3 separate regions of the Homo sapiens genome follow, and all the other regions are linked to region 2. A link is a contact called in ENCODE Hi-C or POLR2A ChIA-PET data. All regions are on one chromosome and are shown on one strand. Each heading gives the region's core, a stretch centred on a gene start or an enhancer-like site at or near the end of the contact. The rest is flanking DNA. Distances are from core to core; before and after follow the strand shown.

What was found. Hi-C counts contacts between places; a loop is a spot of excess contacts on that map. ChIA-PET counts read pairs that join two places held with the same protein, here RNA polymerase II (POLR2A). Pooled maps may share reads with other maps.
Region 1: a loop to region 2 is called in a map of adrenal gland, with 2.2 times the contacts of the local background. The contact joins the enhancer-like site here to the promoter of YAP1-DT in region 2. A Hi-C loop is called at or near these places in 2 of 168 maps with a recorded cell type or tissue (adrenal gland and breast epithelium) and 7 of 50 pooled maps. POLR2A ChIA-PET finds 5 or more read pairs at or near these places in 9 of 52 experiments (A673, CD8-positive, alpha-beta memory T cell, GM12878 and 6 more).
Region 3: a loop to region 2 is called in a map of IMR-90, with 11 times the contacts of the local background. The contact joins the enhancer-like site here to the promoter of YAP1-DT in region 2. A Hi-C loop is called at or near these places in 9 of 168 maps with a recorded cell type or tissue (Caco-2, HepG2, IMR-90 and 6 more) and 5 of 50 pooled maps. POLR2A ChIA-PET finds 5 or more read pairs at or near these places in 5 of 52 experiments (HCT116, HepG2, MCF 10A and 1 more).

The regions. Positions count from the first base shown.
Region 1 is chr11:102,240,816-102,244,541 of GRCh38, reverse strand. No RefSeq gene overlaps it. Among named protein-coding and RNA genes, the nearest start is that of BIRC3, 75 kb to the left of the region's middle. Within about 2 kb of position 2,186, at least 4 of the 41 ENCODE cell types and tissues checked have a DNase peak (open chromatin) inside an H3K27ac peak, as active enhancers do; they include breast epithelium, where a contact is called at or near this core.
Region 2 is chr11:102,108,510-102,112,133 of GRCh38, reverse strand. It overlaps YAP1-DT (YAP1 divergent transcript), which reads left to right and starts at 1,677. Exons shown (of 1, transcript NR_198976.1): 1 at 1,677-2,307. It overlaps YAP1 (Yes1 associated transcriptional regulator), which reads right to left and starts at 1,687. Exons shown (of 9, transcript NM_001130145.3): 1 at 965-1,687. The coding sequence starts at 1,285. RefSeq lists silencers at 1,775-1,904, 1,915-1,964.
Region 3 is chr11:101,860,744-101,864,175 of GRCh38, reverse strand. No RefSeq gene overlaps it. Among named protein-coding and RNA genes, the nearest start is that of CEP126, 53 kb to the left of the region's middle. Within about 2 kb of position 1,540, at least 5 of the 41 ENCODE cell types and tissues checked have a DNase peak (open chromatin) inside an H3K27ac peak, as active enhancers do; they include IMR-90, PC-3, PC-9 and 1 more, where a contact is called at or near this core.

The sequences.
Region 1 (3,726 bases), core at 937-3,436, 130 kb before region 2:
TAGCTTAGCTGCTATTAGTAGTGGTAGGTTTTTTTGTTTTTTTTTTTTTTTGAGACGGAGTCTTACTCTGTCATCCACGCTGGAGTGCAGTGGCACAATCTCAGCTCACTGCAACCTCTGCCTCCCAGGTTTAAGCGATTCTCCTGCCTCAGCCTCCCAAGTAGCTGGGACTACAGGTGGGCACCACCACACCCAGGCTAATTTTTGTATTTTTTAGTAGAGATGAGGCTTCACCGTGTTGGCCAGGCTGGTCTCAAACTCCTGGCCTCAAATGATCTGCCCGCCTCAGCCTCCCAAAGTGCTGGGATTACAGGTGTGAGCCACCACGCTCGGCCATTATTAGTGGTATTAACTCCCCATTGTCCATTCCAGTTCCTGACATATAGCAAGCACCTCACCACCCATTTAACATACATAAATTAAACCATTTATTCTAGAGAAATAAGAGAGAGAGCAAGAGAGAAATAATGTTTTAAAAGCCTGGGCGATTCCACTGACCTTTCCACTCAATAAGCACAGGTTTCAGAGTGAGCCTGAAATGGGCGATCTGGACCTGCTGTTCTTCCATTGCTATTAGCCCTCTAAGTGCCTTTCAGAGTGTGAACCTTTGGACGAACTGTATTACAGGCAAGGTCATGGGAGTTTGAGAGCAATTTTGACTCTGTGGTTTTTACCAATATAGCTATAGGAGAAATTCACTGGGAGTGAAAAGTGTAAGACTCTGTCCCTTGTTAGCTACATGGCTTTGAGCAAGTCACTTTGTCCTTCTGGGCCTCGTTTTTCTCCCTAGAGATCTGCAATTCTTTCTTTTTCTTTGTTTCTTTTTCCTTCTTTCTTTCTTTCTTTCTTTTTCTCTTTCTTCCTTTCTTTCCTTTCTCTTTCTTTCTTCCTTTCTTTCTTCTCTTTCTCTTTTTCTCTTCCTTCCCTTCCTTCTCTTCTTTCTTCCCTTCCCTTCCCCCTTCCCTTCCCCCTTCCCCCTTCTCCCTCCTCCCTGTCTCTCTCTCTCTCTCTGTCTCTCTCTCTCTTTCTTTTTTTGAGATGGAGTCTCATTCTGTCACCCAGGCTGGAGTGCAGTGGTGCAATTTCAGCTCACTGCAACCTCTGTCTCCCAAGTTCAAGCAATTCTCCTGCCTCAGCCTCCCGAGTAGCTGGGATTATAGGCGTCCGCCACCAAGCCCGGCTAATTTTTTCTATTTTTAGTAGAGACGGGGTTTCATCATGTTGGCCAGGCTGGTCTTGAACTTCTGGTCTCAAGTGATCTGCCTGCCCTGGCCTCCCAAAGTGCTGGAATTACAGGCGTGAGCCACCGTGCCTGGCCTGCAATTCTCTCATTTCGAGACCTGGCTGAACTCTGCCTCACACCTCCTTGTGTGCTTTTGTGATCCTGAGGGATCCGGCTCCCGAGTCCTGACCATATGGGGTCACTCCCAACTACCCTGCTCAGGCTGCCCTGGGCAGGGTGTCAAGGGTCTTGACCTACAAATATCATGAAGCACTTGTAACCCTCCCCATGCCTGGGATGGTTCAGGGGAGGCTATCAGTACCAGCCCAAATGGTTCACTAGCTATGTGAATAAGTGGTTTTGGAAACCAGTTGCCATTTATACCTTAGCTCAGAGGGAAAACACTTCACAGTAGCCAAAGAAAAAGAGGGTAGGGCTGTAAAAAGTCTCCTCTTTCATAGATGCTGGTTCTGGGGATTAAAGAGCTCTAGGAGTCTAGCTCAGGCTTTGGGGCATCTCTCCCCACACCCCACCAAAAATAAAAAAGACCATCTGAACGTTCCTTTTTCTTTTTTTTTTTTTTTTGAGACAGTATCACTGTCACCCAGGCTGGAGTGCAGTGGCACCATCTTGGCTCACTGCAACCTCTGCCTTCCGGGCTCAAGCAATCCTCCTGGCTCAGCCTCCTGAGTAGCTGGGACTATAGGCATGTGCCACCACGCCTGACTACATTTTTTATTTTTTGTAGAGACGAGGTCTCACTGTATTGCCCAGGCTGGTCTTGAACTCCTGGGCTCAAGCGATCCACCCACCTCGGCCTCCCAAAGTGCTGGGATTACAGGCGTGAGCCACCAGGCCCAGCCTCAGCTGACTTTTCAGTCAGCCTGGCCTTTGTTCCAGTTATCCCAATCCAGGGAGATTTCTCAGCCTGGCAACTCATCAGGAACAGCTGGACGGATGCCAACAACAGCCAGTTTCTCTAGTGCACTGTAAACAAGGTGTGAAGTGCTAATCAAACACACGCGTGGCATTTTGGTCAGTTTTTCAAAGCACAAAGCCAGTTGGAGAAATGAGGTCAATTCGTGCTAGAGATGAAATAACAGAATTGCCAACATTCTCTTATTGTGCTTATTAGGCAGGGATTTGTATTTTATCCACAGAGAGAAAGGTTCTAATGGGATTCGCCCTGCATTTAAAAATAGCGACGTGACAAATCATTTAAATCCATGTTTTGTATTTGTATTTGGGATGGTTGCATGTTTTGGTTTCTTCTATTTTGCTTGATTTATTTATTTATTTATTTTATTTATTTATTTTTTTGAGATGGAGTCTCACTCTGTCACCCAGGCTGGAGTGCAGTGGCATGATCTTGGCTCACTGCAAGCTCTGCCTCCTGGGTTCAAGTGATTCTCGTGCCTCAGCCTCCTGAGTAGCTGGGATTACAGGTGCACGACATCACTCCTGGCTAATTTTTGTATTTTTAGTAGAGACAGGGTTTCACCATGTTGGTCAGGCTGGTCTCGAACTCCTGACCTTGTGATCCACCTGCCTCAGCCTCCCAAAGTGCTAGGATTACAGGCGCGAGCCACTGCGCCCGGCCTTGCTCTTGATTTTAAAGGGGTTGTGGACTGGTCTTGTTATTTTTGGGGTTTCCTGTGTGTTGTGTTAGAGTTTAATGAGATCAAACACACTCTAGAGTTGCCCATTAAGTTCACCATCTAAATCAGTTGTCCTTTATGGTAACACAGGATTCACAGAGCAGCAATCTCTTTTTGGGTCAGGCAGCAACCTTTATTTGTGCTCTGCACTTCACCCACATGTTTTTGTCTGGGATATTTCCCCGATCCCATTCTTCTGTTGTTTCACACTACTTGTTGTCCTTCTCTCCCACACCTAGGCAGTTCCAAGCCTGAGCCTTTTCTCTCCCACTGCCACAACCACCATCTCCTCACCCCTGCACTGCCACTGTAGTTTCCACTTGGCCCCACCATGCTCACCCCCTCCCTCTAGTTCATGTCACACAGCAGCTAGAAACATCTTTTGAACACACTCACGTGACCACATCATTTCCCTACTCAACACTCTTCAATGACTTCCCATTGCTGGTACTAGTGACTCAGCAACACTCCATGACACTGAGCTCCTCTGCCCATTGCACCTCCTCCTGCAGGCAGGGGGTCTTGGAAATATTCTAGAACAATATGTCTTGACATAGCAGCCTCCCTCTTCAACAGCAGAATTATACTGGTGAGCCTGGTCTCTCTGCTGCCACTGGTATATAGCAACCACACCAGAGCAGGGTTCGACTGAAGAAGTGTCACTTGCTCACACTGGCTCTTGATGTCTGCACGCCAACTGCACATCACTCCCGTGCAAACAACCCACCTCTCCTCCTGGGCAGTGAAGGGTCGAGTGAATCTTTGCATTAGCACATACGGGATTCCTACTGATCCTTGTTGGCATGGCCACACAAAACACATTTTGGACTCTGTGAACTTATGCTT
Region 2 (3,624 bases), core at 428-2,927:
GGCTTGTGTTAAAACCTCGGTACTGTAAAGCGCAACTCAGTTCCTGCGCAACGTACAGATGTGGCTAATTCAAAAGCGTTTCAGCCGACTGTAAATAATAGTCTACAACTGGGAAACCAACACGCGACCTACTAAGTTTGATAAGAGCAAGCCGGCCCAAGTTCCAACACACAAGGGAAGAGCAGGGGTGAAAGAACTCCATAAACAACTTCCAGGAAAGTCTGGGCAGGGGAAGCCCGAAACCTGTATTCCGAAATCGCCTGAGCCGCGAGGAAAATAAATGCTTACGGGAGGGGGAGGGGAAACGGGAGGGGGGAAGGAAAGAAAGAGCAAAAAACTAAATGGACCGGTTCTACCCCCACCTCTAATCAACACTGGAAAACAAGAGAACAATTATTTGACTCCCCCAGGAGACTGAAGTGGACCGAGAGGCCGCAAAGGAAAGGGGCCCAGGGCTCAACTTCACAAACTCGGCCGCCGCTGGCAACACACCCACACACAAATGCCAGAGGCCCCCCTCCCCCTTTCCCAGCCCGGCCCGGCGGGAGCGAAGGTGCGGAGCGCGCGGAGGCGCGCGCATTGTGCAAGCCCACCGCGGCCCAGGCCCGACTTTTCCCCACCCCCTTCCTTCCTCCCCACCCCTCCTCCACTCCCGCCAACCTCTCGGGAACCCCGGGAAGAAAGAAAGGAAGAAGGAGGGAAAGCACGCCCCCCGGGGCTGCAACCGCAGAGAGAAACTCAGAAGGGAAAAACAAATCTCAGCCCCGGACTCTGGGAGGAGTGGGGAGCTGGTCACCGCGGCGGAGTGGACGACTCCAGTTCCACTTCGCCTCGGGACCCCCACCCCAGCTAGAGTTCCCGCAACCCCCCTCCCCTGACCAGAGCTGGCGGCCGCGGCTCCCGAGCGCCCCCCCGGTCTGAGGCCCGCCCGACGGGGAAACGGGGAGAGGGGCAACGAGGTTACCTGTCGGGAGTGGGATTTGGGCTCCGGCGGCTTGAAGAAGGAGTCGGGCAGCTTCCGGAGCCTCATGGGCACGGTCTGGGGCACGTTGGCCGTCTTGGGGTTCATGACGGCGTTGAAGAGCGCCTCCAGGTCGGTCTCCGAGTCCCCGCGGACGTGCACGATCTGATGCCCGGCGGGGGGTGCCTGCGGCGCCGCCTGGGTCGCCGCGGGTGCCGGTTGCCCGGGTCCGGACGGCGGGCCCTGCCCCTGCGGGGGCTGCGAAGGCGGCTGCCCTTGGCCCTGGGGGGCCGGTTGAGGCGGCGGCTGCTGCCCGGGATCCATGGCTTCTGCCTCCCCCGACGCGCACCCCCTGACCCAGGCGAGCGAGGGCTACGCCCGGACGCCCCGGCTCCACGGGCCGAGGTGGAGAAGCGGCGACGGCTGCGGGCCGGGCGGCGCTGTCCTCGCTCTCAGGGCCGGGGGGCTGCGCCGCGGCCCCGCATCCCCCGCCCCGGCGCCTCCGCCCCCGCCCTGCGCCCCGGCTCCACTGGTCTGGCGGCTGCGCCTCGGGAGGGGCTGCGAGGCACTCGGACCTGCGGCGCCTGAGAACTTTTTCCCTCCAACTCCCTTGACGGAGGCCGGACAGCTCGTTGCCTTTCCCCGCCTCCCCTTTCTCTTTATTTCCTTTTCTTGTTCCTTCCTTCCTCCCTTTCTTTTCCCTGGCGGCGGCTGCGCCCGACTGAGACAGAAACTCGCCTCAAACGCCAAAACTAAAGTTAGGAGAAGCGCCCGCCCGCGCCGCCGCGGCCCCGCCTCCTCTCGGCTCTTCCTTCCTCTGCGCGCCCGCCCGCACCGCGGCCCGGCCGGCAGCGCAGGGAAACTTTTCGCTGCAAGTTGCTACATTCCTGCACACTCCCGGCCCGCGGCGCCTCTCCCGGCCGCACGTGACCCGCTCGCCCTGGCCCGGTCCGCCCTTCGCCCGCGCTCAGCCGGGCAGGGGCCCGAAGCGTGCCCCGTATTCTGCCCCGCGAACCGCAAACGATGGGTCCAATCCGGGTCCGAACTGTGGTGTCTGCGGAGAACGCGGGCGCCCTTGGCTGCAGGAAGTTCTTCCGCTCCGCTCGGCCCCTTTTCCCCGCCCGTGCTCGGGAAAGGCGCTTCCAGTTCGCCTGGACCTGCGAAAGGGCCAAGGCCGAAAGAAGTGGAGAGAGGATGTGCGAACCCACCTCCTCCTCCTCGCGTTACCCCGGCTTGACCGAGCGGAGCGCCTGTGCGAGCTTAAAGCCGCGAGGATAGATTGGAGTTAAAATAGATACCGTGAGCCGGCATTGATGTTAATAAAGATCCATTGTTTTCAGCATTAACTTTATTTTGTAATTGTTTCACTTATCTGTTAGTCTGCAAAAACTCACTTGAGAGGGGTAAACGGTTACTGTAATTGAAGCTTTGAGACCAGGTCTGTAACTCAGTGTAACTTATTAAAAGAAACAAAAACACTACATTTTCCAAATAGTGAAATCACATCAACTTTTTTAGTACTCGAATTTGCAATAGTCACTGGAAGCCGCAACCCAAAAAATTAGTGCGTCTTCAGGTACAAGCATTCATGCCTCTGTACCTGTCTTTCATCCTCAAGGAGCTGGGTCCCTACCCCTGCTATCCCTGTGCCTGGCCCAACGGTGGACTCCGTTAATGTGGACTGAATAAGAAATGAATGGGCAAGGAGGTCATCCCAGGCACCTGATGTACAAGGAGCCCTTCTGGAAGCCACTCAAAAACAATAGAAATGTTTTTTAAGTCATACACTCTGGGTTTTTTTTTTTTAAAGCATCCTTGTTGAGATATAATTTATATACCATACAGTTTTTGCAATAGTTGTACATATTAGTATATTTAAGCAATTCACTGTTTTTTTAAATATATTCATAGGATTGTGCAACATCAGTCTAATTTTAAATGCACAAGCCCATTCTAAGGAAATCTGGCTTTCTTGTTTTAATGATTTTGTCTACAATGCTAGTGAAACAAAGGTATAAGTAGGATTAAGCAAGGAAAAAGTCCGTGAGCAAAAAGGTAATTTCTTCCTTCAGCCAGAACATGCCCAGGAGAATTCTGAAGGATCTGTATCACTTGGTGTGGTAGGGCTCGGCCAAAGGAGCAGGCCTCAGACACTCAAAATTCTAACAGAAGATTCCAATCAACTACTCTGAACCCCCAGTTTCCTGTCTGAAAAAAAGGATCAGAGTAAATGACACCCATGACTAGTTCTTGGATTTGTTCCCACTCCTAAATGTCAAGTGCATTTAACGACAGACTTGCAGGTTCTGGAGTTACAGAGTTTTGAGTTCAGGTCCCAGTTCTGCCATTTACTAGCTGTGAGGTTTTGGACAAGTTATTTATTTCCTGTTCTTTAATATTAGCATCAGGGGTAATAACACCTACCTCATAGTTGTTGGGGCATTAAATGAGTCAATGGATATAAAGTACTTAGCCCAGTTTGGGACGTGCAGTGAGTTCCACATCAATGTCAGTTGTCATTGTTGTCCCATGTTCACAGATTATTTCACAGGTAGTAACATAGCCTCTCCTTGCAGCAGCCCTCTCTTTCTAAGCACAGCCTCAGGGACCCTGTTGGTAGTCCCTTCCTCTCTTATCCAATAATCAGTCCACACAAACAAAAC
Region 3 (3,432 bases), core at 291-2,790, 250 kb after region 2:
TATTCCCAGATTGTTGCAAGCCTTTGATTAATTTCTGTAGTTCTGCAACAGTTGATTCTGACAACTTTTTTGTTGGTCGGTATTCTTATTTCTTTTATAGATGAGAGGATTTTTGGATGAATCAGGTACAGTGGAAAAACACCTTGTAGAAGTTTTAATTCAATCTCCCAGTACGTTTTATCTTTGATATTAGTAGAATCAGGCTTTGTTAGAAATCAAATCTTACTAATTGCACTAAATAGGGGTTACATTATGAGTTAGAATATAATTATTACAAAATTCATAATAATTAAACTAGTTTTTTTTTAAAACTAATATGGCCTTTGCTCATATGCCAAATATTGTTATGGATTGGAACATAGATCAAGGGTCAAGTCTCATTTAATTTGAGATTAAAAATTTTGTGGGCAAAAACATGCCATGCTTTATACTAAAGGTTATACTGACATGGGATCTTAATGAACTTTAAGTGATTGTCATCTTTCCCTAACTGTTAAAATCCTAGTCAAGTTTAATGAGCTTCTATTATGACTAACTACATTCTTATTTCCTGCTGGAGAAGTGCCTCAATGTGGGAGAAGGGGCTCTCTGTATACTTTACAATCCCTCATCAGTTTGGTATGTTGATGGAGGAATCTTTTTGGAATAATAAAGGTCTACTGCTTTGGAAGTTTTAATCATCTGGGAATATGCTGGAACACAGTGTTGGTGACAAGTAGTATAAAAAACCTTGAGCTTCCAGAAGTCAGGGAGAAGCTCTGGGTTAAGCCTCCTGGTGAATTAGGCTGATAAATATTCATGGGTATAGGCAGAAACTTATTCTGGAGATTCTCAACAGGGATCCTGACAACTGATTACAGGCATAGAAACTGTGAACCCAAAGAAAGGAGGCAACTAGTTCTCCAAACTTTGCTTAGAATGATCTAGAGAGGGCTCCCGTTCTAGTGAGCACACCTTTAGAATTTATGGTTAGAAGTAAAAAATATGTGATGTAAGGACCCAAGACATGTACTCAGAAGTAACATCAAGTCACTAAGAAGGAAAATAGCAGCCTGGAAAGAACTGGACTAACAGCTACCGTTAAAGCAGGGCCTTGCTTGCATAGAGGCTAGCCAATTCACAGTGGCCTTGCATTCCATTCTGGAAATTGTCTGCTCTATTTAAGGTTGGGTTTTTTTTCGTAACTGAGAAAGGAAGGATGAGTCGCCCTAACTTTCCTTAATGCCTGAAACATTTGATCCCAAATTTTGCATGGATTTTCTCTTGAATGGCCATTGCTGATTGGAAATATCAATGGAATTCTTAGTAATTCCACTATCTTTGGGCTGCTCCCTAGTTTCCCAAGAAACAGCCTCACTGTACGAGCCTGCTACCTTGCTCTTGTACTACCACTCCACTTGCCTGTGCACTATACATATCTATTAATTGTCCCGTTTTATGCAATCTTCTCCTCTCTCTCTCTGCAATCTCCTCCCCTGACCCCAATAATCTCAGAACATCAGTATATTTAGCACAGATATCAGTCACTATTTCACTCCTGCTCCCTCCAGTGGCACTACAGTGGACCTGACAGTCTGTTTTCCCCCAGAGCCTGTTAAGTGATTCCATCCATGGGTGCTTGGCCTGTGATTGCATCACAAGCTGGATAACACTTGTTTTTCTTTTCTCTTGCACCCCCCTGGCTTGTCTTGTATCCTTCCTCATTCCTGTGTTCTTCTTAGGAACTTGTTTTTGCAGTAAAAATGCATCTTGAATGTAGAGTTACAGAAAAATTTGAGATTGGTGAGAAGTTTTCTTTGTGCTAACGGAGTTGCTTCTAATACTTGTCTAGGCTGTGTCTTTATTTGCTGTGGGGAAGTTATTTTACCAGTTGGAGTGGGGTTATGATGACATATTTACAAACACTGAAGTATGAGCCTGTGAAGGAGAGTCCATCCCAGGACATCATTAAGGGCTGGACGTATTAGGGGATGGATTTATTAGGGGTATCTCCTGGCAATGCCCCCATCCTCTTTGATAGGACCTCGCTGACAAAGCCTGACCCTTAGGGTGCATGTGTGTGCATAGACTGTAGTTTTCAATTTTCTGCTTGAAGGTGGCAGAAGGAATTCCAGTCATCATGAGATCATTGGTGTCTCTCTTCAGAGTTCATGGACAGTATTGCTAAAATAAATGCCCCATCTAGCTTAGATAAGCTTGGGTTTCTTTTTCTTATGAGACAGGGTCTTGTTTTGTCACCCAGGCTGGAGTTGAATTTGCTGAGACAAAAGATGCTGATGAAATGCAGTAGCTTTCTTAACATGAAAGCAAATCCATGTTGCAGCTTAATTTTCCCTCTATTAATTACTCAATGGAATACTACTCAGCCACTAAAAGGAATGAATTAATGGCATTTGCTGCAACCTGGATGGGGTTGGAGACTATTATTTTAAGTGAAGTAATTCAGAAATGGAAAACCAAACATCGTATATTCTCACTCATAAGTGAGAGACTTCTGCCATGATTGTAAGTTTCCTGAGGCCTCCTCAGAAGCTGAGGAGATGACAGTATCATGCTTCCTGTATAGCTTGCAGAGCTGAGCTGATTAAACCCTTTTTCTTTATAAATTACCTAGTCTCAGGCACTTCTTTATAGCATTGTGAGAATGACCTAATACACTATTGAATTGAGGGAGGCCATTTAATCTTTAGCATTTTTCACCAGCATTGTGCTATATAGAGAACAACTACTCTAGCACTTCATAGCTGTTGGCACACTCCTCTCCTATGTCTTGATGGGGAGAGTGTGCCTTCTGCATCCTTTAATAGGATATAGTTGAAGGTTGGTGGTGATTATCTGGTTGCTATGTGGTAAATACATACTAGAATTTCTATCTCGTGAAGTACTTAGTTGACAGAAATTCTTTGTTTACAGTATAGAGGCCAAAATCTAGCTTGGACCACCTTTGAGTTCAAGTTTTTATCAAATTAGATGAGAAACACAAAAGCAACTTCCAGCTGCTTCAGCTTTTATAGTTGAATCCATAATCTGGTAATTATACCCATATTACTAAATAAAGCTCGAGCTAAAATTTAGTACTTGCTCGGTCTAGCAGCCTCACATTTTCCAATCGAGTCCGGTACATCTTCCTCATATTTTGCTGATTCCAAATAGCAATATCCTGCAATCGTTTTGGCAGATGAATTTTCATTTTATAACCTCATCTCAGTCCTTTCACTACTGCCACCAAGTGGTAGATATAGAGATGTGCCACCCAGCTCACTTCATGTAAGTGGAGCCTGGCTGTGGGGAGTGCAGAGCACTTCTGGCTGTCAGCTCCTTTAAGGTCAGCCTCCCTGGTAGAAAGATTCCTCGTCCAATGACACCCTCTTGCTGGGGAAACCCATACCCAGTAATTAAGTAGCGTAGGGTTAAAAAGCCTGGCCATTGAAG